Regions from separate parts of the Homo sapiens genome. Here region 2 is linked to region 1. Evidence: chromatin loops called from intact Hi-C (ENCODE). Cell type or tissue: ascending aorta. All regions are shown on one strand. Links, peaks and the distances in the headings refer to the core of each region. The heading gives the core; the rest is flanking DNA.

Evidence for each region. Hi-C counts contacts between places; a loop is a spot of excess contacts. Peaks named below come from ENCODE experiments on the same cell type or tissue, not always from the same donor. Only the 100,000 strongest peaks of a DNase experiment are listed, where the experiment ranks them.
Region 2: it touches region 1 in a loop (3-fold over the local background); 2 of 110 quality-filtered maps call a loop at or near these places.

The regions. Positions count from the first base shown.
Region 1 is chr9:754,884-771,220 of GRCh38, reverse strand. LOC124902109 (a long non-coding RNA gene) reads left to right here and starts at 9,840. Exons shown (of 4, transcript XR_007061394.1): 1 at 9,840-9,922. RefSeq lists a silencer at 9,498-9,792. In ascending aorta, for the core only: CTCF peaks have their summits at 6,810 and 7,014; DNase peaks (open chromatin) are centred at 7,000, 8,920, 9,200 and 9,580; H3K4me3 peaks cover 627 bases; H3K27ac peaks cover 3,568 bases.
Region 2 is chr9:519,513-531,707 of GRCh38, reverse strand. The region is part of intron 1 of KANK1 (KN motif and ankyrin repeat domains 1); the gene reads right to left. Among named protein-coding and RNA genes, the nearest start is that of KANK1, 21 kb to the right of the region's middle. In ascending aorta, for the core only: no CTCF peak of the experiment used is centred there; a DNase peak (open chromatin) is centred at 8,867; H3K27ac peaks cover 2,738 bases.

The DNA.
Region 1 (16,337 bases), core at 3,887-11,886:
TTTGTTTGTGTCCTCTCTTATTTCCTTGAGCAGTGGTTTGTAGTTCTTGAAGAGGTCATTCACATCCCTTGTAAGTTGTATTCCTAGGTATTTTATTCTCTTGATAGCAATTGTGAATGGGAGTTCACTCATGATTTGGCTCTCTGTTTGTCTATTATTGGTGTATAGAAATGCTTGTGATTTTTGCACATTGATTTTTGTATCCTGAGATTTTGGTGAAGTTCCTTATCAGCTTAAGGAGTTTTGGGGCTGAGACAATGGGGTTTCTAAATATACAATCATGTCATCTACAAACAGAGACAATTTGGCTTCCTATTTGAACACTCTATATCTCTTTCTCTTGCCTGATTGTCCTGGCCAGAACTTCCAATACTACGCTGAATAGGAGTGGTGAGAGAGGACATCCCTGTCTTGTGCTGGTTTTCAAAGGGAATGCTTCCTGCTTTTGGCCATTCAGTATGATATTGGCTATGGATTTTTCATTAATAGCTCTTACTATTTTGAGATGTTCCATCAATACCTAGTTTGAGTTTGTAGCATGAAGCAGTGTTCAATTTTATCGAAGGCATTTTCTGTGTCTATTGAGATAATTGTGGTTTTTGTCATTGGTTCTGTTTATGTGATGGATTATGTTTATTGATTTGCATATGTTGAACCAGCCTTGCATCCCGGGGATGAAGCCAACTTGATCGTGGTAGATAAGCTTTTTGATGTTCTGCTGGATTTGGTTTGCCAGTATTTTGAGGATTTTTGCATTGATGTTCATCAGGGCTATTGGCCTGAAATTTTCTTTTTTTGTTGTGTCTCTGCCAGGTTTTGGTATCAGGATGATGCTGGCCTCATAAAATGAGTTAGGGAGGAGTCCCTTTTTTTCTATTGTTTGGAGTAGTTTCAGAAGGAATGTACCAGCTTATCTTTGTACCTCTGGTAGAATTTGGCTGTGAATCCACCTGTTCTTGGGCTTTTTATGGTTGGTAGGCTATTAATTACTGCCTCAATTTCAGAACTTGTTATTGGTCTATTCAGGGATTAAACTTCTTGGTTTAGTCTTGGGTTTATGTGTCTGGGAATTTGTCCATTTCTTCTAGATTTTCTAGTTTATTTGTGTAGAGGTGTTTATAGTATTCTCTGATAGTAGTTTGTATTTCTGTGGGATTAGTGGTGATATTCCCTTTATCATTTTTTATTGTGTCTATTTGATTCTTCTCTATTTTCTTCTGTATTAGTCTGGCTAGCGGTTTATCTATTTTGTTAATCTTTTCAAAAAAACAGCTCCTGGATTCATTGATTTTTTTCAAAGGGTTTTTCATGTCTTGCTCATTCAGTTCTAATCTGATCTTAGTTATTTCTTGTCTTCTGCTAGCTTTCGAATTTGTTTGCTCTTGCTTCTCTAGTTCTTTTAATTGTAATGTTAGGGTGTCAATTTCAGATCTTTGCCGCTTTCTGATGTGGGCATTTCGTGCTATAAATTTCCCTCATAACACTGCTTTAGCTGTGTCCCAGAGATTCTGGCACGTTGTGTCTTTGTTTTCATTGATTTCAAAGAACTTATTTATTTCTGCCTTAATTTTGTTATTTGCCCAGTAGTCATTCAGGAGCAAGTTGTTCAATGTCCATGTAGTTGTGTGGTTTTTAGTGAGTTTCTTAATCCTGAGTTCTAATTTGATTGCACCGTGGACTGAGAGACTGTTTGTTATGATTTCCGTTCTTTTGCATTTGCTGAGGAGTGTCTTACTTCCAGTTATGTGGTCAATTTTAGAAAAAGTGAGATGTGGTACTGAGAAGAATGTATATCCTGTTGATTTGGGGTGGAGAGTTCTGTAGGATTCTATTAGGTCTACTTGTTCCAGAGCTGAGTTCAATTCCTGAATATCCTTGTTAATTTTCTGTCTCGTTGATCTAATATTGACAGTGGGGTATTAAAGTCTCCCACTATTATTGTGTGGGAGTCTAAGTCTCTTTGTAGGTCTCTAAGAACTTGCTTTATGAATCTGGATGCTCCTGTATTGGGTGCATATGTATTTAGGATAGTTAGCTCTTCTTGCATTGATCCCTTTACCATTATGTAGTGCCCTTCTTTGTCTTTTTTGAGCTTTGTTGGTTTAAAGTCTGTCTTGTCAGAGACTAGGATTGCAACCTCTGCTTTTTTTTTTGGTTTTCATTTGCTTGGTAAATATTCCTCCATCCCTTTATTTTGAGCCTATGTGCGTCTTTGCACGTGTGATGTGTCTCCTGAATACAGCACACCGATGGGTCTTAGCTCCTGAATACAGCACACCGATGGGTCACTTTATCCAATTTGCCAGTCTGTGTCTTTTAACTGGGGCATTTAGGCCATCTACATTTAAGGTTAATATTGTTATATGTGAATTTGATCCTGTCATCATGATGCTAGCTGGTTATTCTGCACATTAATTGATGCAATTTCTTCATAGTGTCATTGGTCTTTACATTTTGATGTGTTTTTGCAGTGGATGGTACCAGTTTTTCTCTTCCATATTTAGTGCTTCCTTCAGGAGCTCTTGTAAGGCAGGCCTGGTAGTGACAAAATCTCTCAGCATTTGCTTGTATATAAAGGATTTTAATTCTCCTTTGCTTATGAAGCTTAGTTTGGCTGGATATGAAATTCTGGGTTGAAAATTCTTTAAGAATGTTGAATATTGGCCCCCACTCTCTTCTGACTTATAGGGTTTCTGTAGAGAGATCTGCTGTTAGACTGATGGGCTTCCCTTTGTGGGTAACCCGACCTTTCTCTCTGGCTGCCCTTAACATTTTTTCCTTCGTTTCAACCTTGAAGAATCTGAGAATTATGTGTCTTGGGGTTGCTCTTCTTGAGTATCTTAGTAGTGTTCTCTGTATTTCCTGAATTTGAATGTTGGCCTGTTTTACTAGGTTGTGGAAGTTCTCTTGGATAATATCCTGAAATGTGTTTTCCAACTTGATTCCTTTCTCCCTTTCACTTTCGGGTACACCAATCAGTTGTAGGTCTTTTCACATAGTCCCATATTTCTTGGAGGCTTTGTTCGTTCCTTTTCATTCTTTCTTCTCTAATCTTGTCTTCATAACTTATTTCGGTAAGTTGATCTTCAATCTCTGATCCTTTTTTCCACTTGATTGATTTGGCTATTGATACTTGTGTACACTTCACGAAGTTCTTGTGCTATGTTTCTCAGCTCCATCAGGTCATTTATGTTCTTTTCTAAACTGGTTATTCTGGTTAGCAGTCTCTGTAACATTTTATCAAGGTTCTTAGCTTTTTTGCTTTTGGTTAGAACATGCTCCTTTAGCTCAGAGGAGTTGATTACCCACCTTCTGTAGCCTACTTCTGTTAATTTGTCAAACTCACTCTCCATCCAGTTTTGTGCCCTTGTTGGAGAGGAGTTGCAATCATTTGGAGAAGAGGCATTCTGGTTTTTGGAAGTTTCAGCATTTTTGCGCTGCTTTTTCCTCATCTTTGTGGATTTATCTACCCTCAATCTTTGAGGCTGGTGACCTTTGGATGGGGTTTTTGTGTGGGGATCCTTTTTGTTGATGTTGATGTTACTGCTTTTTGTCAGTTTCTCTTCTAACAGGACTGTCTTCTGCAGGTCTGCTGCACCTTGCTGGAGGTCCACTCCAGGCCCTGTTTGCGTGGGTATCACCAGCGGAGGCTGCAGAACAGAAAGATTGCTGCCTGGCCCTTCCTCTGGAAGCTTCATCCCAGAGGGGCACTAGCCTGATGCCAACCAGAGCTCTCCTGTATGAGGTGTCTGTCGACCCCTGTTGGGTGGTCTCTCCCAGTCAGGAGGCACCGAGGTCAGGGACCCACTTGAGGCAGTCTGTTCCTTAGCAGAGCTCGAGCGCTGTGCTGGGAGATCTGCTGCTCTCTTCAGAGCCGGCAGGCAGGAACGTTTAAGTCTGCTGAAGCTGCGCCCACAGCTGCCCCTTCCCCCAGGTGCTCTGTCCCAGGTAGATGGGAGTTTTATCTGTAAGACCCTGACTGGGTTGCTCCCTTTCTTTCAGAGATGCCCTGCCCAGTGAGGAGGACTCTAGAGAGGCAGTCTGGCCACAGCCGCTTTGCAGTCCTGTGGTGAGTTCCGCCCAGTCCAAACTTCCTGGCATCCTTAGCACTGTCAGGGGAAAGCCACCTACCCAAGCCTCAGTAATGATGGACATCCCTCCCCCAACCAAACTCGAACGTCCCAGGTGGACTTCAGACTGCTGTGCTGGCCGCAAGAATTTTAAGCCAGTGGTTTTTAGCTTGCTGGGTTCCATGGGAGTGGGACCTGTTGAGTGAGACCACTTGGCTCCCTGGCTTCAGCCCCCTTTCCAGGGGAGTGAACAGTTCTGTCTCGCTGGGGTTCCGGGCACTGCCAGGGTACAAAAAAAAAACCTGCAGCTAGGTTGGTGTCTGCCCAAACAGCCACCTAGTTTTGAGCTTGAAACCCAGGGCCCTGGTGGTGTAGGCACATGAGAGGATCTCATTTGCAGATTGCAAAAACCATGGGAAAAGCATAGTACCTGGGCCAGAGAGCACAGTCCCTTACAACTTTCCTTGGCTTGGGGAGGGAGGCCCCTGGGTCCTTGCGCTTCCAGGGTAAGGCAACGCCTCACCCTGCTTCTGCTTGCCTTCTGTGGGCTGTACCCACTGTCTAACCAGTCCTAATGAGATGGCCAGGGTACCTCAGTTGGCAATGCAGAAATCATCCGCCTTCTGCATTTGTCTTGCTGGGATCTGCAGACCAGAGCTGTTCCTATTTGGCCATCTTGCCGGAGCCACCCCCAGTCCTCAGTTTTTCTAGGAACTCAAATTGGAAATCAAAAACTAGATCTATCTTTTTTTTTTTCTATTTACATTCCTCCTATAATAGTCTCAAACCTCCCTGAGGCATAAGAATCACCTTAGGCTTACTAGGGGAAAAGTCATTTACAAAATATAAAAGAGAAAAATACATCTAAAATATATTATCCTTATTACATTCTTTCAGACTTTCCATAATGTCCTTTACTTTATCGCCTGTCACCCAAACTCCCTGTGAAGCCCTGCTCAAATTGCCAACTGGGGTAATGACAGTAACGATTGTTTATTAGCTACTTAGTATCAGACAAATGTGCTTTTAAACTTTACCATAAACTTGTAGATGTTCATATCCGCATTGAACAGATGAGAAGCTGGATCTTAGGAAAGGAGACTTGTGCAAAGTAGCAGAGCTAATTTCGGGGAGAAAAATAGTTTAGAAAAAACTCATTTGTGTCTTGTTTGTTTTTTCTCACTTTGGCTCAGAAGTCATTCATTCATTCAAATGCTGCAACTTTAAAACACAGCTAGAAAAACTTCCATTAAATAATATGGATGCTTACACACTGCTCAGTAAACAGCAACAAATATTACTTATTAATATTTATGATGACCAGGAAGATAAATGTCTTAGTGTGCAGAGAACAGAGTCCATCATGGCCAAAATCTTAGTACAGTTTGATATTTCAACAGCTGGGCAGGAAAGAAAGTAAAGTGCTTTGGGAAGACAATAGATCCTGGGTGAGATGGAAACGGGATTGGGTTTCCCCTTTTCTTTTGGATGGGAATTCGGAACACCTGGGATCTTGTTCAGGTTTGGCTAATACTGTGGAGAGACCATTTAAGGACCTTGTAGTTTAGTTTCCTTACCCATAAAATGACAGGTCAGGATGTTGGCAGCGAATCTGTATGGGTCTGCAGCAACTTCAGTGCTTGCCACCTCAGAAGAAAGAATTTGAGGGGCATAAGGCAGAGGGAGAGACTGAGGCAAGGTTTAGAGCATGTCGACGAAAAGAGTCAAACTCTGTAAAGTATTTGAAGACATTTATTCTGAGCCAAATATGAGTGACACAGCCCCCAGGAGGTCCTGAAAACATGTGCCCAAAGTGGACAGGGTGCAGCTTGGTTTTATACATTTCAGGGAGGCAAGAGACATCAATCAAATACATTTGAGCACTACATTGGTTTAGTCCAGAAAGGTGGGGGCAAGTCAAAGGGTTGAGAGGGTGGGGCGCGGGTTTCCAGGCTATAGGTGAGTTTAAGTATTTTGACAATTGGTTGAGTTTGTCTGAAGACCTGGGATTCATAGAAAAGGAATGTTCAGGTTAAGATAAAGATTGTGGAGACCTAAGTTGTTTTGAAGTCTCATAGTGCTGCCCTTAGAGACAACAGATGACAAATGTTTCTTATTTAGATCTTAGTTAATCTCTTTAGGATTGGGAGGGTCTGGAAGAAAAGGATCTAGCTGTGTTAATAGATTCTTTACAGATGCAAATTTTCCCCTATACAGAACAGCTTTGCAGGGCCATTACAAAATATGACGAACATGTTTTGGGGTAAAATATTTTGATTTTCTCCCTTGTCTCATGTTATGCCAGAGTCAGTTTGGAAAGTAAGTCACAATATATAGGGCTAATTAAAACCCATCTGATGAGAATTTGTGATTTGTAGGGCGTGATGCCCCAGACCCCTTAGATAGGAGTTTGGGCAAGATAAAAAAACATAATTTAGTCCTCGTGGGGTTTCACCCTGTTGCCCAGGCTGGTCTTGAACTCCTGACCTCAAGTGATCTGCTTGCATCAGCCTCCCAAAGTGCTGAGATTATAGGCCTGAGCCACTGCACCCAGCCTGATCTATGCTTTGCAGGCACTTTATCTGTGATATTTCATTTAATGTTTATAACATCATACCCATTTGGCTTTCTAGAAGCTCAGTGGTTACAAGTCTAGAGACAGGCATTTTTACCATCCATATTCTATAGATGTAGAAACTAGGGCTTAAAAAGGTAAAGTCCCTTGCTCAAAGTCTCGGCTGGTAAACGGGAAGCTAGGAGTCTAAGTTAGGTCTGTCTGGTTCCAGAGCTGCTGCTTTCTGGAACCCTGCAACATGGTGGCGCTTGTTCTCCATTGCAGAGCATTGGGGTTGGTCGTAAGGTGATGGTGATGGCGGTGGCCGTATGGTGGAAGGAACTTCATCCTTCGCAGACCAAGGGATATCGAGGAGAGTGCAATATGCAGATTCAGACACTAGGTGACAGAGTGCCACAGGGCAGACAACTCGCTACGCCTGGGTCTGCGGGGTGTGGTTCTCTCCTGCGTCCTGTATTCTTTTAAATTAAGAAAAGGCTACGCGCTCCTGTAAACCCTGTGGTCTTTTACACTAGGGCCAGGATATGTGCAACTAGATATATGCCCAAACTGTACGTGTTTCTTCCTTTATTGCGAGACATGAAGGAATTAAAGAACGAAAGAGGAAAGGAAAAGAGCAGTGGACTCAATACTGTAAAAGGCAAAGATTCCCTTTAAATTGCTTTTTAGAAAGTTTTTTTCAAAAAGATTTTTAAAGTTTTTTAAAAAGGATTTTAATAAATTATAATGTTTTATTTGGAAACATTTAATATTAAATTTCATTTAATTTCCACTTAGTTTTTAAAATTACTTTTATTTTACTCTGTCGCCCAGGCTGGAGTGCAGTGGTGCCCTCTCCACTTACTGCAACCTCTGCCTCCTCAGCTCACGCGATTCTCCTGCCTCAGATTCCGGAACAGCTGGGATTACAGGCGCCCACCACCATGCCCAGCTCATTTTTTTTGTATTTTCAGTAGAGAGGGAGTTTCGCCATGTTGGCCAGGCTGGTCTCGAACTCCTGATCTCGAGTGATCCGCCTGCCTTGGCCTCCCAAAGTGCTATGATTACGGGCGTGAGCCACTGTGTCCGACCTCCACCTAGTTTTTGAAAGAAGTAGTTCTCTTTCCATTTTTATTTTTTATTTTTTATTTATTTATTTTTGAGACGGGGTATCGCTCTGTCGCCCAAGCTGGAGTGCGCTGGTGCAATCTCGGCTCCCTGCAAGCTCCGCTTCCTGGGTTCACGCCATTCTCCTTCCTCAGCCTCCCGAGTAGCTGGGACTACAAGCGTGAGCCACCACGCCCGGCTAATTTTTTGTATTTTTAGTAGAGATGGGGTTTCACCGTGTTAGCCGGGATGGTCTCGATCTCCTGACCTCGTGATCCACCCGCCTCGGCCTTCCAAAGTGCTGGGATTACAGGCGTGAGCCACTGCGGCCGGCCCCAAAATAGGCTCATCTTTTGATGTTGCCCACAAGTGAATAAAGTTAAGGCAAAAGGTAGGTGTAGTGTAGTTGGCCCTGGAAGCCCGTCTTTTGGCCTTCACCTTACTTTAGGACGAAGTAGGGTCTGTCCAGTGGCCTACAAGAGGAAGTAATTCTGCTTTTTCCAAAGTTGCCTGGAGCATATTTTCAAAAATGAAGACTCTCACTTTAACTATATGAAGTCTGGTGCACACTATTTTGCATGCTGTGATTACTGGTTATTTAAGCTTCATCAATGAAAAGAAACAGCAGAGCAAGAGTCAAGCTTTAGTCTAATAAGAAATGAGAAACAGAAGCTGTCAGCCACCGAATGGGAACGAAGGGGTAGTGAGGCAAGGACATGCCACCTTCCTACTCTACAACTCAGAACCTCACAAGGGAGGCTGTTTTGCCTCTCTAGTTCCATGTTAAGCTGGTTTTAATCTCCATCTTGATTGCCTTCCTTCCAAATGGATGGATGTATTCAGAGAGATTGTCCTGATCCATCCTGATTGTCTGCCAATGTATCTGCTGATGTGGGTAGGGCCACCTGGCATACACTTGCAGGGCCATGCTCTTGTGAATCAGACAGTCACATTGCATGGCAAAGGAGACCTGCATTTGATGTTCAAAAATGAGAGAGCCCAAGGAGCCTCAGCTCTTGGTTGCAACACTGGGGACAAACTATGAATAATAAAGTGAGTGACACAAGGGCTTAAGGTCAGGAACTCCTGTGGCATTTTGGTTTAGCTCAGTTGGAGGTGTGGGAGGAGTGTGATGGAGCTGAACCCAGATTACGGAGGAAGCTTCATCATGCCAGACCGAGCTGAAGCCATTGAGTGGCTTTCAACAGGGAATAACATGACTGTACTGAAAGCGGCAGGGCTGACATTGGGGAGACCAGTTCTGATGACCTTGCAGCAGTCCAGAAGAAATGATGGTGCCCTGAACTGTGTTAGCAGCAGTGGAAGAGGGTGGACCCAAGAGCTGTGGGGAGGAAGAACCTGTAGACTTGACGACCACCTAGCTAACATATTCATGGCAATGAGTCTTGGAAGTTCTACAGCGCACCTGGAGGGATGGTGGGATCAGCGAGGCCAACACTGAGAGAAACGCAGGCGTGGATGCCCTGGCACAACCTCGCAGCAGATCCTAATTCCTGGGAGGACCCCTTTCCTTCCCACATTTGACAAAGACAGTCTACGCAGATTCCCTAGAAAAACCTCCTCGCTGCCCACAGGTTGCTTTTTTTTTTTGTTCCCCATCAGAGCAGCCTGCTGGAACTCAGCAAGGCAGTGGACAATCCAATGGTCGTACCAGCGATTGTCCATACCTGTGGGATAACTAGGAAGACAGTTATTTTTGTGTGAGTGCCTGTGTGCTCTGGGGAGAGATGCCAGTGAGTGAAACTGGAATGAACAACCTGACCTCGAGGAAAAAAATGACCTTATCGTTAACAAAATAGTGAATGCTTCCACAGTGCCTGTTTGTACAGAGTGCTTCACAAGCATGAGCTCATGTGATTTCCTCATCACTTGCTTTTCCAGCTGTAACAGGTTTGGAGAAGGCAGCTGTGGATTCTCTTTAGCTTTTGTTTGAGAGGTTTCTCTCTTCCTGGTCAAGAAGCCACATGACCCGAATGTAACTAGGACGGTGTTGTTGAGCACTTGCTTGTGGACCCCTCTGGGGTCTGCAGATGACTGGCAGGATGCTGGAGCCTGCAGGTTTTGCTAGTTTCCTACTTGCATGGATCCTTTCTTGCCCCAGCTCTGGATAGGTTCCCAGGCTTCATTAGAATTCATGGACGGTTATCTGCAAAGACTTCTGGACAAGAAGGTATAATGGTTCTTTTATGTGTCAATTTGACTGTCAAGGGATGCCCAGAAAGCTGGCACACCTCTGCGTGGGTGTCTCTGAAAGGGATGAGCATTTGAATTGGTGACCGAGTAAAGAAGGCTTTCCTCACCACTGCGGGTGGGTACCATTCAGTCTACGGAGGGCTTGAATAGGACAACAACGTGTAGGAAGATAGAGTTCCCGTTCTGCTTGAGCTGGGACCTCCATCCTCTCCTGCCCTCAGACACTGGCTTCCCTGGTTCTTAGGCCTTTGGGTCTGGGCTGGAGCCACACCCCTGGCTTTCCTGGGCCTCCACCTCACAGATGGCAGACCACAGGACTTCCTGGCCTCAGTAATTGCATATGCCAGTCCCTTGTAGTCGATCACTTTCTATACATCTATATATATCCTATTGGTTCTGCTCCTCTGGAGAGCCCTAATACAATGGAGTATCACAGGAGTGTGTCCCCCAAACCCTATGCTGTGTAGCACCCTGATTCCTGTGGCACCTTTCTTCTGATGTAGGAGATGTTAATACTGGTGGTAAGGTTGAAAATAATTTTTTAAAATGGCTAGACACACAAAGTAGCAGTGTATTTAAACCTTGTCTGCTATTTTAGTAGCATGAGGCATTCCTGAATAAAAAGGAAATAGCAGAAGCAAGCAGGCTGGTCGCTTGGGAAGGGCACCTTGAGGGGCCCTTATCAGAGCTACAGCCCGAGGTACTGTGGCAGGTAAATAAGTTCTGTTCTTGTTGACCGATCAATGGAAGTGTTTAGACTTGCCGGCGAAAACCACAACCTAGAGAACACAGATGGCCCCACTGCAAGGACAAGGAGTCTCTTGGAGCTCAGACTTCCGAATAATACATTTTCTCCACAGCGCCTGGAAACTGTGTTCTTGTTGATTTTCTGGGAGACAGCAAAGCCTCCCTCCTCCTTCCCCTCATCCTCAGGGTGGGAGTGACAGCCTCATCACTTGCATTTTCAAGTAAATCTGGCTTGCAGAAAGCAGCTGTGGATTCTCTTTGGCTTTCTTTCTAGAAGTTTCTGTCTTCCTAGTCAGTGAGTCACATGACTTAAATGTAACAAGGGCATGGTTCTCAGGTGCCTGATGCTTCTGGGCTTTGTAGAGTACTGGCCAAACCCGCCATGGTGGCCATGGTAGGCTGGGGCGTGGGACTCAGGCACGCAGAACACTGCACAGTTGGGTCTTCAAGAGCAAGGGCATCTCCAGAATCAGACTTCTGTGTCCTTAAGCAGGGTCTAGAATGTGTCAGGGAACCAGTTCTGGGCCTGAAGAATTGTTTTTTGTCCTGTTGTTCCTAGATTGTCATAGTCAGAGGAAGAGACTGTCTCACAAGCCCCATGCAGAATTTTGGGACCGTCGATGTTTGTGTAAAGGCAGGTATAACTTGCAGTCTTGCCTTTGGAATACATTTGTCTTCCTAAGTTAATCTGTTACAGGACACCGTATTTGATTTCTTGTCTGGAATTTGAGTCTCTTACCACTAGAAATACGGTGTTGTTTTGGTGAAGAATGCTTTTCTCTCTGCAAGAGTGGCAGTGTGGCGAAGTGATTCAGTGCAGGGACTTGGTGCAGGTCTGCCTGGCTTTCTCACTAATAGCTGTGTGATCTCGGACAAGTTACTTAACCTCTCGATGTTTATGTTGCTTCATCTATAAAAAGGGGATAGTAATGGTGTTCAACTACTTTATAGGTTTCTGGAAAGGAGAAAATAAGGGAACGTGAGCAAACCACTCAGAACAGCGCCTGCTGTGTGGTTAAGTGCTAAGGGTTTGTTATTTTTCACGACTTGGAATTGGAACAGAATATGAAATAAAGGGTGTCAAGGCAAAGCAGGCTTGTCAGTAGCTTGGAGTAGTGGCAAAAGTCTTGGCTTAGAAGGCAGGAGGCCTGCTCTTTCTGATCAGCCTTCCCGCTAAGTAGTGAAGCCAGTCTGAGCTTCACTTTATTTTAAAATGAGGTGGTAGCTGGGTGTGGTGGCTCATGCCTGTAATCCTAGCACTTAGGGAGGCCGAGACAGGAGGATCATTTGAGACCAACCTGGGCAACATGGTGAAACCCCATCTCTACAAAAAATTCGCCAGGCGTGGCAGTGCGCACCTGCAATGCCAGCTACCTGCGAGGCTTTAGGTGGGAGGATCACCTGAGCCCGAGAAGTCCAGGCTGCAGTGAGCCATGATTGCGCCACTGCACTCCAGCCTGGGTGACAGAGTAAGACCTTGTCTCAAATAAAATAAGATGAGGTGGTGATAACAAATGAATGCATAAACAAAAGGCAGAATATACATACAGTGCACTACTATTCAGCTATGAAAAGGAATTAAGTTCTGACATGTGCTACAACATGGATGAACCTTGAGGACATTATGCTAAGAGAAATAAATCAGACACAAAAGGACAACGGTTGCATGATTCCCCTATGTGAGCTATCTAGAATAGGCAAAGGCATAGAGACAGGAAGTGGAACTGAAGCTACCGGGGTTGAGGGAGGGGATATGGACAGTTTTGCTTAATGGTTATGGAGTTTCTTTTATGGGTGATGAAAAAGTTTTGGATCTGGATAGTGGTGCTAGTTACAAAATATTGTAAATACAATTCATGTCACTGAATTATACACTTAAAATAGTAAAGATGGCAAACTTCATATTATGTATGTTTTACTACAATAAAAAATTCGAACATAATTAAAAAGAAGAGTGAAGTAGGCTGATGTTGAAAGAAAAAGTTACTTGCTATAAACGTTGAAACTTTTCTAGACCATGAGGCTACCAGACAAAAAAGTGACTAGCCTGGGCAACATAGTGAGATCCTGCCTCAACATTAGCCTAGTGTGGTAGAGTGCGCCTGTGGTCCCAGCCACTTGGGAAGGCTTAAGTGGGAGGATCGCTTGAGCCCAGGAGGTTGAGGCTGCAGTGAGCCGTGATTGCACAACTGCACTCCAGCCTGCGTGATAGTGAGTCCCTGTCTTAAGGAGAAACCAAAAAACCCCAAACACATCTTATTTTGTGACTGAGATGATACACAAACACACACACACACACACACACACAAAGCTTCATGAAATGATGTTACCATCAATATATCTGATACAATCAAGATTTCAGATTTATTCAACTTTTAAAAATGCTTGTAGTTACATTAATTTTGTAACCCATTATGTCCTGTTTTAAAAACATTGTTGGCCAGGCACGGTGGCTCATGCCTGTAATCTCAGCACTTTGGAAGGCTGAGGCAGGTGGATCACCTGAGGTCAGGAGTTCGAGACCTGCCTGGCCAACATGGTGTGAAACCCGGTCTCTACTAAAAATAGAAAATTAGCCAATGTGGTAGTGCCTGCCTGTGATCCCAGCTACTTGGGAGGCAGAGGCAGGAGAATCGCTTGAACCTGGGAGGTAGAGGTTGCAATGAGCTGAAATCGTTCCACTGCACTCCACCCTGGGTGACAGAGGGAGACTCTGTCTCAAAATAAATAAATAAATAAAATTAAACGTTGTTGGGAGACTGGCTCATGCTTGGATATGTCTCCCACTGGCCACTAGGGAGAGCTGATAGGTCAGGCTGAGGAGTGAAGGGAACTGGTGGGGTTGCAGGTAGTAGTAGCCTCTGTGCTGGCTGGGACCCTTCTCAGCTAACCTCTCGCACTCCTTACCAAGGCCTTTCACAGGGGGCGGGCGGTGCCCATTTGGAGTTGAGTTGAACGAGTGTCTGTTTATTTGAAGAAACCTTCCCTGCCTCATTCCCGCCTGGGGGAGCCCATTTAAATGTGTGCTAGTTGTTGGATTTTTGGCTCAGCACTTTGGACCCTCTTCCTCCTGGAGAAGCACAGAACATGTCTCTTTCCTGTTGGCATAACGGCCCCCTTCAGATGTGTTACTGACAGCCTTAAGACTTGCCATGAACGGGCACGATGGCTCACGCCTGTAATCCTAGCACTTTGGGAGGCCGAGGCAGGCAGATCACGAGGTCAGGAGTTGGAGACCAGTCTGGCCAACATAGTGAGACCCTGTCTCTACTAAAAATACAAAAAATTAGCCAGGTGTGGTGGTGTGCGCCTGTAATCCCAACTACTTGGGAGGCTGAGGCAGGAGAATTGCTTGAACTCGGGAGGCGTAGCGTGCAGTGAGCCAAGATCGCACCACTGCACTCCAGCCTGGTGATGGAGTGAGACTCCCTCTCAAAAAAAAAGAAAAAGATTTGCCACGAACAACCTGCAAAATTCACCTCACTGGACAGGTTCTGAACCCTACTGTGTGTCAGGCGCCCTCCTCTCAACCTCAGCAAATGAGGCTGGTTCTGCCTGCCATTTTGGTTGTCAGGAAAATGGCATCCCTAGAAGGGAGTTGAAGCTCAGCAGGGAAGCAGCACAGAGAAGCAGCCATGCATGGGGTTGGAAGTCAGCTCCAATGGGGACTGCCTTGCCTGCCCTGGGCTCTCTCTGAAGCAGGTGTGACAAGTCACCTATGTTGGCCGGGTGCGGTGGCTCATGCCTGTAATCCCAGCACTTTGGGAGGCTGAGGCGGGTGGATCACCTGAGGTCAGGAGTTTGAAACCAGCCTGGCCAACATGGCAAAAATCCCTCTCTACTAAAAATACAAAAAAAAAATTAGCTGGGAGTGGTGGTGGGTGCCTGTAATCCCAGCTACTTGGAAGGCTGAGGCAAGAGAATCGCTTAAACCTGGGAGTCGGAGGTTGCAGGGAGTGGAGATCTCGCCACTGCACTCCAGTCTTCTGGGCGACAGAGTGGGACTCCTTCTCCAAAAAAAAAAAAAAAAAAAAAAAAAAAAAAAAAAAAAAAAAAAAGTCACCTATCTTAGCTCCAGGATCTCTTCTGTTTTTGCAGGGAGAAGCCAGAGGTTGTCAGGCATTTCAGCCTCCCTCCATGAGCAGAAGGAGGATCAGACCACTGGCTCATTAACCCCATCATGTTCAGTGCTTCCAAAAGTGTTGAACATGATTTTCATCTTTGTTCCCCCATTAGCTCCACCTGCTCTCCTATAAGGCTGTTGTTCATGTTTGACCAAAGTGATGACCACAGCATGTTCCACCTTCAGAGCAGGCAGAAGAGCTGAAACGTCCTTGCGCAATGAGGATTCCCTTAACTTCATTAGCAAGTGGTAACCTCTCCTCTCAGTCAGTTCCTCCACTTCCTCCTCCTGGGGTTAGTATGGCACAACCAATGTCCAACTCCTATGTGACAAGTTAGTCTGGGATCAGCTGTCAAAGTTAAGGAAGAGATGCCTTCAGGTCACTGCCCAGAGACAGAGCTAGACTTGCTTGATAAGACTGCCTCAGAGTAGTTCTTCCACAGGAATTCAGAAATGACTATGCAGCCTTTTCCTGTTGGCCACAGGAAATAGCCATGGCTTGTGGTGAAATAACGCTCACCAGCTAAGGGTTTAAGGGGACTCTACTATGACTCATGCCTGTCCTTGCTTTGATCCTCAGTTGGAAGCCAAAGGCTGTGGAGGTCAGATTTCCCTAGTGCTTTATGGTACAGTCTCCTCAGTGGGAACAGGCTGGAGATGGAATTCTTCCCTTACTGGTGCTTCACCCCGGTACTCGTCAAAAATACCGCTTGAAACTAGCTCCCAAGGCTGTGTGTGATGGTCACGCCTGTAATCTCAGCGCTTTGGGAGGCCGAGGCGGGTGGATCACTTCAGGCCAGGAGTTCGAGACCAGCCTGGCCAACATGTTGAAACCCCGTCTCTACTAAAAATACAAAAATGAGCCAGGTATGGTGGCACATGTCTGTAATCCCAGCTACTCAGGAGGCTGAAGCAGGAGAATCACTTGAACCCAGGAGGCAGAGGTTGGAGTGAGCTGAGATCGTATCACTGCACTCCAGCCTGGTGACAGAGTGAGACTCCGCTTTAAAAAACAACCCCCAAAAAACTAGCTCTCAAGACTTTTATGATAGCTCTCTTCTCTTACAGCTGTTTTTGGGTTACGACCCCCATATTTTCCAACAAGCTACCATTTTCTACCTTCCGCTTTTACATTCACAGTCACTGGACACTTAGCAGATGACGGCTCTGGTTGGTGGCTTCTTGATGGCAGCACTCAAGGTAGTGATAATGGTGTGGCTGAGAACTTACAAAAGGGCTCCACCACAGAAAAGGCTCTGCAGACATCAATCTCAAGGGTGGACCAGAGTTCCTAGCTCCACCCTTCCCCACAGGTATTTAAGTAGGTTATTAGAAGTATGCCTCCTGAGCAATTCCAAAATCCGGGCCGGAGCTATTATTGGGAGAGGATCCCACTCTGATGGGTTTATTGCATTTTATGGCTCCAAATCCTTTCTTTCTTTCTATAGCCAAACATTCCGGCATGTGGCTTTGCAGTTCCTTTCACTGAAGGATTTGTTTCCCAATCTCTTTGAATCTGGAC
Region 2 (12,195 bases), core at 4,120-12,119, 240 kb after region 1:
GCAAATAAAGACTTTTTTCACAGAAAGAAAGGCACCAATGCTGCTGTACTCCAGTTAACTACTGATGCTGTATTTTCATCACCTGAGACTGGACCAAGAGTTGCATCTCAAATGACAGAGTCCCCACAATCAAATCTCTTTATCCAACTCTCAAATTGAGTTTTGCTTTGCAATTGTTGACCTATTTAATTGCTTTTTCTCTTCCTCAAGCCTGAATGTTCTGATTTGTAAGCCGATCTTGATCCCAAATTAAGTACTACTTTATTTTTACTTTTTTGAGACAGGGTCTCACTCTGTCACCCAGGATGGAGTGTAGGGGTACAATTACAGCTCACTGCAGCCTCCACCTCCTGGGTTTAAGCAACCCTCGCACCTCAGTCTCCTCAGTAGCTGGGACTATAGGCACGCACCACCACATCTGGGTATTTTTTATAGAGGGAAGGTTCTTGCTTTGTTGCCCAGGCTGGTCTCAAACTCCTGGCCTCAAGTGATCCTCCTGCATGGGCTTCCCAAAGTCCTGGGATTATAGGCATGAACCACTACACCCAGCCAATTAAGTACTTCTCACTATTGTTTTAGCATCTGTTTCCCCCTCATTGGAGGGATTTAAAAAAAAAAGGAAGCAAACCTTGAGTTAGAAAACTCTGACCTTTACCAGCCTAGGTCCCTAAACATTCTTTGAGTTACATAAAATATGATCAGTTTCCTTTAAAGTTTGCATAATTCATTTTTTAAAATTATTTTATTTTATTGAGATGTTGTCTCACTCTGTCACCCACGATGGAGTGCAGTGCCACAATCATGACTCACTGCAGCCTCAGCCTGCCAAGTAGCTGGAACTACAGGCATGCCCCACCACGTCTGGCTAATTTTGTATTTTTCATAGAGACAGAGTTTCATCATATTGTCCAGGCTGGTCTTGAACTCCTGGGCTCAAGCACTCCACCTTCCTGGGCCTTCCAAAGTGCTAGGATTATAGGCATGAGCCACCGCTCCCAGCCACATAATTCATTTTTAAATACCACTACAAAACTGACAATTAACATCAACAATAAAATATTTAATACAAGCCCAATCCTCCCTAATACAAACATATTCTTAACAATTAGAATAGTGTCACAACTAAAACATGAATAGCTCAACATCACAGAGCTAGGCAGAGCAACACAACAGAAGTCAAGAAACAGAAGTCAAGAAACAGACACATAGGCATGGGGGATTTAGTCAGAGGGAAAATGGACTATTAATAAATGACTGGGAAAACCAGTAGCCATCTGGGAAAAAAAGTAAACTTGGATCCATATGTACTAAAATAAATTCAATATGGATAAATAATTTAAATATAAAAATATTGAAACTACAAAAGTACCAAAAGAAACCCTGGACATTTTAAAAATAATAATTTTAAGATGGGGAACGCCTTTTTCTCTTCATGATATTAAATCCAAAGACTTTAAAATAAGCTGCTAATAAATTCACCAACATGGAAAAATGTAATATAACCCGAATCAAAAGATGAACAAACTGCAAACAACTCCAATTCTTATCACATGAGGGGCTTATTTCCCTTAGGTATAATGTCATACAACTTGGTAACAGCCCAATGGCAAAGGATATGAACAGTTCGCAGAAACACAAATACAAACAGCTCTTATAAATTTATGAAAATATGCTCATTCTCCTAAGAGAAATGCAAATTAAAAACAGATGAGATACCATTTTTTACTTAACAGATTGGTAAAGATTAAGAAATGTCATAACATACTGTACTGGCAACGATATAAAGAAACAAGTGCTTTCATGCCTTGCCTGTGAGAGCATAAGTTAGCACAGCTTCCATGAAAGGCAGCTGGAGTAACATCTGTGAGAAGTACAAATGCACATATGCATTCACCTGGTAATTCCATATTCATCACACATGGCACTATCACGTGTGAGCATAATACACGTACAAAGTTACCCCTTGCAGCATTGTTGGATGTAGCAAATCAATAGGAAACTGATTAAACAAAATATGGAGTTTAAAATCATACTATGCTGCTCTTTAAAATGATTTTAAAAAGAAACCCATACCTCCACATGGAGCAGTCTGAAGACACATGGTTCTATGAAAAAAAGATGCATAACAATATATGAAGTCTATTATCATCTGTGATTTCACAGGGAGAGAGAATATGATCATATACACACATTTTAAAAATATGTATGAGGCCGGGCGCGGTGGCTCACACCTGTAATCCCAGCACTTTGGAAGGCGAAGGCAAGTGGATCACGAGGTCGAGAGATCAACACCATCCTGGCCAACATGGTGAAAGCCCATCTCTACTGAAAATACAAAAATTAGCTGGGCATGGTGGCGCCATTGCACTCCAGCCTGGCGACAGAGCAAGACTCCGTCTCAAAAAAAAAAAAAGTGTATATATGTGTGTGTGTGTCTGTGTGTGTGTGTATATGTGTGTGTGTGTGTGTGTGTATATATATATATATTAACAGAGTTATCTCTGGAAGGAGGAATACCAGTTGCCTGTAAAGAGAGAATATGGTAGCTAGTACAGGAAGTGGGTGGCTTTTCACTATACACCTTTTACATCTTTTAAATCTGAGCCATGGGCCAGGCACAGTGGCTCACACCTGTAACCCCAGCACTCTGGGAGGCCAAGGCAGGAGGATCACTTGAGTCCAGGAGTTCAAGACCAGCCTGGGAAACATAGTGAGACCCTATCTCTACAACAAATAATAAATTAGCTGGACGTGGTGGTATGCACCTGTAGTCCCAGCTACTCGGGAGGCTGAGGTGGGATGATTGCTTAAGCCCAGGAGGTCAAGGCTGCAGTGAGCAGTGATCATAAGACTGCATTCCAGCCTGGCTTACAAATAAGATCCTGCCTCAAAGAAAAAAAAATTGAGACATATTAGCTTGAAAATGGCATGGTGGCTCATGCCTGTAATCCCAGCACTTTGGGAGGCCGAGGCGGCTGGATCACCTGAGGTCAGGAGTTTGAGACCAGCCTGGCCAACATGGTGAAACCAGGTCTCTACTAAAAATACAAAAATTAGCTGGGCATGGTGGCGGGCACCTGTAACGCAGCTACTTGAGAGGCTGAGACTGGAGAATTGCTTCAACCTTCAACCCAGAAGGCAGAGACTGCAGTGAGCCGAGATCAAGCCACTGCACTCCAGCCTGGGTGACAGAGTGAGACTCCGTCTCAAAAAAAAAAAAAAAAAAAAAAAAAAAAAAGTTATTTTTTAATTCAGTAAAATGGTTGTAAGGTAAAGCTGAGGAAATCCACCAGAAAATGGAATAAAAAGACCAAGACATAGAAAATAGGAGAGAAAAAGGTAAGATAATCAGAGGATTGCCCAGAAGGACCACCAACATTAGAAAATGCAAATTCAATGAAAAGAGGGAAAGTTATCTAAATATAATTTTTTAAATGTTCCAATAATTGAAAAACATTAAGTTCCCAGTTTGAGAAGGCCATTGTGTGCCCAGAAAAATGAATGCAAAAAGACCAATCAGAATACTTGGACAAAAAGAAAAATCCTAAAAAGTTTTTTTTTTTTTTTTCCCGAGACGGAGTCTCGCTCTGTTGCCCAGGCTCGATGGAGTGCAGTGGCACGATCTCGGCTCACTGCAAGCTCCACCTCCCGGGTTCATGCCATTCTCCCGCCTCAGCCTCCCGAGTAGCTGGGACTATACAGGCGCCCGCCACCACGCCTGGCTAATTTTTTGTATTTTTAGTACAGACAGGGTTTCACCATGTTGGCCAGGATGGTCTCAATCTCCTGACCTTGTGATCAGGAGTGCTGTGATTACAGGCATGAGCCATCGCGCCCCGCCCCTAAAAACTTTTAAAGAGAAGTGAGGGGAAACTCTATTTTTTTTTTTTTAATAAAAAGCTGGAACTTAAGGGAACAATCTCTTTAAAGTTCTGAGGGAAAAGGACTTTCAAACTAGAACTGTACACCTGGCCAAACTAGTAAGTGTGAAGGTAAAAGAAAAAAAAAAAAAAGACAATTTAGATATGCCAAATCTCAAGGAGACTATCTCCCTTGTAACCTTGTGCAGAAGCTGTTGGCCAATGCTCTCTACCAAGACCAGAGAGCAGCCGAGTGTAGTGGCTTACACCTGTAATTCCAGCACTCTGCGAGGCAGAGGTGGGCAGATCACCTGAGGTCAGGAGTTCAAGACTAGCCTGGCCAACATAGTGAAACCCCATCTCTACCAAAAATACATAATTAGCTGGGTGTGTTGGCGCCTGCCTGTAATCCCAGCTACTTGAGGGGCTGAGGAAGGAGAATCACTTCAAACTGGGTGGCGTAGGCTGCCGCGAGCCAAGATCGCGCCACTGCACTCCAGCCAGGGCGACAAGAGTGAAACTCCATTTCAAAAACAAACAAACAAACAAACAAAAAACACACAAAAACCAGAGACCAAAAGAAACCACAAAGGAGGAGGATACCATAGTATCCAGGGAAGAGAAACAGAGAGAAGGTACAGAACGGCCTGGAAACTTCAGAAGGGACGCCTTCAGGAAGAAAGGATGAATGGACAGCTACCCTGAGGTGTGCAAACACACAGAAAGGAAGGTTAGGCTTCAGTTTGGGAATGAGTCAGTGACAGGTACTTAAAACAAGCACTCAAAACAATGATTAACTCTGGGTGGGCAAAAGCTGTATGAGGAAGGAAATATTTAAATTACATGTCTTGGCTGTGAATTATTTCCAGTCTAAATAATACTATAAACATTATATATTAATCAAACAAAAATCATATTAATATTACAGCAGGAGAAGAGACGTGTTGGGGGAAGTCATAAGAGTTATATCTTCATCTTCCACAGTGTGAGGAAAGTAAATATCCAAAATTGAATTTAAAAAAATCAAGAAATGACATGATAAGCATGCTTTCTCAAGATACAGTCATTTTCACAGATCTAAAGCAGTCAAATATCAGCATTTTCTTATGGTTCAACATCAGAAGATAGATGAGAGATTCCTCTGAGGAGAGGGAATCAGGTGGGAAAAGCAGGGCAGAAAGCTACTGTTTTCATGGACGGTTTTGTAGAACAACTTGACTTTTTGAAGTATGAGAAGACACGTACATAAAACATTGCTAAATTTCATTTAAATAATTTTTTGTAATTTTTATTTTTTTGTACAGAAAGGGTCTTGCTAGGTTGCCCAGACTGGTCTTGAATTCATGGCCTCAAGCAATCCTCCAGCCTCGGCCTCCCAAAGTGTTGGGATTACAGGCACGAGCCACCACACCCAGCCTTAAAATCTGTCCTAGAGCCAATATTCAAGGGTTTTTCCCATATGAGAACCAATGATGGTCTTATGTGTGCTGCTCCCATAATAAAAGCCATATTTCAAATCACATCTAAGTCTAAGACTTCTAGGTCTACTGCTGCTGGTGCTGCCCACCAGCTCCTACCTGTGGGCTGGGGAACAGTCATTGCTCTGCCGTCCCGTTCTCTGGGAGAAATGCCTGAGAGACAGCACCAGGATCACACTCCTTGAAGACTTCAGAATTTTTCAGGTTTCTCATTAGCTCCAAAATTTTTATAATTGTAAAGTGACTAAGATCACAAAATAAAATCAGAATTCCTACTTTTGTGTTCTCCAAGAAAGGCCCCATTCTCCTCAGAGGCAGAGAGGGATACATGTGGGTTTGCATGCACAACTCAATTAAAAGTAACCTGAATAAGAAACAACTAATTTGTCAATGGCTTCAGGTAACCAAATTTCAGAAACAAACTGATCCTTTATTTTAGAAATTTTAGAAAAATATTGATCCTCTGGGTGACAAATGCATTTTTTTTTAAAACTAACTGTGAAGTTTTCCAAGAGGTCCTTGTGAAATCCCCAATTCCAGTTCTAATGGAGAAACGGCAGCCAGGGGAGCAGGGAAACCAGCCCAACCTTTGCTGCTTATTCTCCTATATCACAGGGCTAACATCACCACATGCCTCCTTAAATAAAAATGCAACACTTATTAGAGCCATTGACAAATCTGGCCAGCTCAAAAATATGAAATTCTACGGCTTTTTGTATGCCTCACTTTGGGAAGCGGAGGCAGGCAGATCACTTGAGGCCACGAGTTCGAGACCAGCCTGGCCAACATGCTGAAACCCATCTCTACTAAAAAAATACAAAAATTAGCAGGGCATGGCGGCGCATCCCAGCAATCCCAGCTACTCAGGAGGCTGAGGCATGAGAATCGCTTGAACCAGGGAGGTGGAAGTTGCAGTGAGCCAAGATCATGCCACTGCACTTCACTTTGGCCTGGGCCACAGAGCAAGACTCTGTCTCAAATAAATACACACACACACACACACACACACACACACACACGTATGTATACATATTCTGTCAGAAATCAGGGTCCTTGGGTTTAAGAAGCAAGAGTTGGCTGGGAGCAGTAGCTCACGCCTGTAATCCCAGCACTTTGGGAGGCCAAGGTGGGTGGATTACCTGAGGGCAGGAGTTTGAGACCAGCCTGGCCAACATGGCAAAACCCCGTCTCTACTAAAAATATAAAAATTAGCCAGGTGTGGTGGCGCATGCCTGTAGTCCCAGCTACTTGGGAGGCTGAGGCAGGAGAATGGCTTGAACCCAGGAGGCGGAGGTTGCAGTGAGCTGAGATTGGTGCAGTGAGCCAGTGCTCTCCAGCCTGGGTGACAGAGTGAGACTCTGCCTCAAAAAAAAAAAAAAAAAAAAAAGGCAGCAAGAGTTTGGGATTGACTAACCAAAGCAATAAAGCAATAGACAATAGTAGTTTACAAGCATGTTAATACCTGTATAAATGAAATTCAATCAAACAGAAGCCTGTAGAGAGACAGCATACCCAAAATTACTATTTCAGAACACTGATCAAAACCAGTAACGAGCCGGGCACGGTGGCTCACACCCATAATCCCAGCACTTTGGAAGACCAAGACCAGCAGATCACCTGAGGTCAGGAGTTTGAGACCAGCTGGCCAACATGGTGAAATGCCGTCTCTATTAAAAGTACAAAAATTAGCCGGGTGTCGTAGTGGACACCTGTAATCCCAGCTACCTGGAAGGCTGAGGCAAAAGAATCGCTTGAACCTGGGAGGCGGAGGTTGCAGTGAGCTGAGATCGCAGCACTGCACTTCAGCCTGGGTGACAGGCCAAGACACAGTTTCAAAAACAAACAAACAAAAAACCCCACAATAAGTGACATACTACTTGAAACAATGGTGCCAACCTGGCCAAAGCTAAAATAAAACCAGCCGTAAGCTAAGATAAACAAATCTCTGTAATAAATGAATTCTCTTCCTTTGAAGATTGACTTGAATTCTTATACACATACACTCCAAAAAGTTACTTGAAAAGTCAAACAATAAAAGGCAGAGTTATTGTCAAGAAAAAAAAAACAACAAAAAACTACAGAACGACTTAATCAAGTAAAGGCTGGGGAAAAGGGAAAGGAAGGGAAGGGTTGTATTACTTCACCAGCAAGTTGAAGCCAATCACTTTCACAACTGAGCATGACACTTAGTTCCTGGCATCCTGGTAGCCAAAGCAGAAGAGGGAATCAGGTAAGTTGGGAGTCCCTGTTCATCAAGGAAATAAACGTTTTCCTAACAGTGAACTGAAATATATATTTCCTCACATAATGGGTTCTGAACAGCATAGTAAATCCTTATCAGCAGCTCATTTAACAGCAAATACCTATTTAAGTGTCTTCTGCGTTTCCAGTTCCGTTCTAGGAGCTTGATGTACCACCAACCAGCAAACCAGCTAAAGGTTCCTGCCCTGGAAAAGCCCGTATTCTACTGGGATATGCTGAAAATAAACAATAAATATAATAGGTAAATTCCATAATAATACTGGTTAATTTTTGATATGGAAAAAAAAAAGAAGAGGCCAAGCGGATTAAGAGAGACCTGGAGTGCCAGGAGAAGACAGGTTATAACTCTGAATAATCACAGCACTGACATGGTGACATCTGAGCAAGGACCTCACTGAGGTGAGGACAGAGCACTCCAGCCCCAGGAAGGAGCCAGTGCAAAGGCCCTAAGGGAGGCAAAAGGGACACCTGTGGAAGAGCAGAGGTGGGGGCGAGCACAGGAGAGGCTACAGAATAACAAGGGACCGGGCAAGGACAGCCATGGAGTTCACTGTAAAAACTTTTCCTCCCATAGAAACAAGGAGCCAACAGAGAGTCTACGCAGTGCCACAATGTGACTTTTGTTTTTAAAAGATGGCTGTTGAGAATGGATTGCAAGGGAAGCAGAGAGTCCAGGTATCAGGCTAGTGCAGTAATTGAGGTGAGAGAGGATGGTGGCAGTGGAAAGAGGGAGGACGATGCAGATTCTACATATATTTGAAGGTGAAACAGGATTTGCTACTGAATTAAAGGTAGGGTGTATGAGATAGGGGAGTGAAGATGATTACAAAGTTTAGGGGTTTTACCACTAGAAGTCTGTGGGGAGAAGGAGTTTGGGGGAAATAAGAAATTCTGTTTGGGTGACGTTGAATTTGAGGTGGCCACCACACACTCGGGTGTAGATACTGGGGAAGGAGTTGGGCCTTACAGAGTGGAACTGGAGAAAAAAGTCAGAGCTGGAGACCTAAATGTGATAATGATTGGAATATCAACCACACTTAAAGCCATGAGAGAAGATGAGGTCACCACGAGAATGAGTGTCTACAGAAAAGAGATCAAGAACTGAGACCTTACAGATGATCATGTTTTGCATTATCCATCAATACAAGCAAAAGGCTAACATTAACTCAGGGAAGGCATTTTCATGGGAAACCACAGCTCAGCAGTGCAGGCATTTAGCTTTTGGGCCAATTCTGGCTTAATTCCCATGAGCTGTCAGCACCAAGGGAGGAGTAATGAAGTGAAAACCAGGGTAGGTCAGAGGCTGGTGGTCAGGAGAGCACAGGCAGGCACACATTGCTAAGCTTAAGGAGTGCATTAGAGTTTACAGAATTCTATGAGATACCAAAGTCACTCATCAGAAAATACCAACTTAAAAACCCAAAAGTCAGCATGAAGTCCCTTCCAGATCTGTCCCTGCAGAAGTAACCATTATGGTCTTTGCCTTCTGCCAGTTCAACCCCACTGTGGGTCCCAGGCCTGGAGAACAAACCCTGGGGTACACCAGGACCCCCTTCCTCATGAGCAAAAGGGCTCAAAAAGAATGCCTTTCTCCAAGTCTCAGCACTGAGACAGAGTACTGAGTACCCCCAGTATGCCACAGAGCATATGCTCTGCTTGTGAAAACCATGAAAGAGACGGAGTGAGCACAGAAAGGAGCGTTAGGAGTGCTATCCAGCTGTGTGTATGTGCACTCCCCCACACAGAGTCCTCTTAAAACTTTCAACTGCATGAAGGAACCACGATATATGTATCTGTACCCAACCTTGGTCCAAAAACACTTGCGGCATCTTTCAAAACTAGATGTAACTATATTTACCTTTAATTTAAAAATAAATAAATTCAGCAAAAGGGAAAACAGAATCGTAAAATGAGACCTAAATTAGTAAATAACCATCATGAAATTCTCCATTTCTTTTTAACAGTGGGATATAAATTTGGTCAAAGCAATGAGGAAATCACAATCTCTTACAATATTTACATTATTCAACAAATCAAACATTTTCCCAAGAAATGTGCCAACATTTTCTAATACCAAGGCCTACAGCAACTTTTCTAACAGTTCTCCAAAAAAGGGCCACTGAGAGAGGCAAAAGGGATCACCATGTATGAGCTGCCTGTGGCTGTTTCTTAAACTCTTCTCTATTTCTAAATAATGGAAGCTGAAGACATAGTAGACGTTCATTCAATAAAAGAATCTGAGCCAGGCACAGTGGCTCATGCCTGTAATCCCAGCACTTTGGCAGGCTGAGGTGGGTGGATCTCCTGAGGTCAGGAGTTCGAGACCAGCCTGGCCACCATGGTGAAACCCCATCTCTACCAATAATACAAAAATCAGCCACGCGTGGTGGCGCACACCTGTAATCCCCAGCTACTCGGGAGGCTGAGGCAGGAGAATCGCTTGAACCCAGAAGGCAGAGGTTAAAGTGACCCAAGATCACACCATTGCACTCCAGCCTGGGTGACGAGCAAAACTCTGTCTCCAAAAAAAAAAAAAAAAAAAGAATCTGGAGGGAAAAGAAAGTAGAGAATTCCAAGTGCCCAGTGTTTGATGAAATTTCATGAATGAACACCATCTCCCAAAAACAAGTTTTCACTAAGAGCTGGAAGCAGGTTAAGAGCTCAGGAAGAACCCCAAGTGCAGCAGTCTGACACCAGCTGAGGCTTGGTGCACCTACTTTTTAAAAGTCAACCAAGCAGAAGAGACTTCAGCTTTCTCATAAAAATTACAGAAGCTACCTAAGACTCTTGCCTAAGTAGATGGCCCCCACACCTCATAAAAAGGAGTGTGAGGGTGAACATGCAGAAATGGCCAAGATCCCCCACAAAAAGAATCTCAACATGTAGATGGTGAATAACCAATTGAGGCACAAACGTTCTGTTCCTCACAGCAATGTATGACTTTATTTTGTCATCTTGCTTCAAAGAATTCCGATTTCATATCTTTTATATAAGACAGAAATTTCCTAGTAAGAACATCAGCAACAGTTCATCAGTTTCATTTTTGAAAGAAAAATACCAAGACAGACTGATGAGGCCTTAATAAATTTTATTTCTGTCAAAAGGCCCCATCTCTACCCTTCTCTTGACAGTAGCATCCACTGTTAATTGGCTGCCAAAACCATATTAAATCAGGCAATTAAACAAAAATCATCTGACCAATAGGATACTAACAATGCATGCAAAATCAAGATATAAAAGTCAAGAGAGGAAGAAGTGTAACTTCTTGATTAAAATACAGATCTGGAGCCATGGGAAACAACTAATGGAAAGTTACCAAGTTGTTGGTACAGCTCTCCAATTCATAAAAGATTAATCAGTCCTGTCCAAAAACTAGACCCTGTTTTCCATATCTAGGCAGATTTCTGAGGCATAATCTTTTCAAAATAAAACCCAAAGTGCAGATTTAACCAATTCTAAAAACTATTTCTGAATCAGAACACAGGCCATTAAATTTTTTGAGTTAAATATAGTCTTCCATTATGTTAGATTATATTGTTTTCAATTATTCGCTAACCTCCCTGAAAGAGGATTATATCCCCCATTGTCACGTGACTTATAGCATCTCCAGATGGAAGAATTAACCACACTTCTCTACCACATTGCTGGCAGGCCTGGCCATATGACTTTCTTCAGCCAAGTGAAGGCGAGTAGAAGTGACACACAAGCAGAAGTGTTAATAACTATGAATGAACTGGTCACTTCCTTTTTAATTTTTATTTATTTTTTTGAGACAGGGTCTCACTCTACCAAGCAGGCTGGAGTGCAGTGGTATGATCACAGCTCACTACAGCCTTAACCTCCCCAGGCTGAGGTGATCCTCCCACCTCCACCTCCCAGGTAGCCGGGACTACAGGGGCGTGCTACCACACACGGCTAATTTTTGTATTTTTTGTAGAGATGGGGTTTTGCCATGTTGCCCAGACTAGTCTTGAATTCCTGGGCTCAAGCGATCTATCCACCTCAGCCTCCCAAAGTGCTGGGATTACAGGTGTGAGCCACCGCACCCGGCTATGGTCATTTCTTTTCTTACCCTCTGCCATAAGTATGTCCCAGAGTGGAGTGGCTCATTAAGTCTAGAAATTAAAATGTATTGTTTTAAGTCACTGAGCATAACTAGACTAATATGAGTAATGAAACCACTTCATTTTTAAAGCTGTTTTAATGATCAATGGAATGGAATGAATGATCATTAAGTTTTTGCCTTATAAATGCATGCTTTAAGGGGAGGAGAAAAATCTAAATGACTTGTTTGTCTGACCTTTAGAAGACCTTATTGAGAACAATAGTAGGTTCAAAGACGACAAGGCTCAACAGCTCACCATTCCAAAGGCATGTAATTAATCTCTAACTGATGGAGGATAAAACAAGGATCGAGGTTATAAACTTAACTGGCATACCAGTCTCCTGGCAAAATAAGGAAATGTAATTGTCTGGGATTTTATGAGAGGTCGAAATCATTCCAAAAAGTCCAGGTTCTTCTTTAGCTTTTCAGTATTAGGCTCTGCATGGAAATCTTACCAAGATCTGAGGATGTGAATAGTTTCACAAATGAT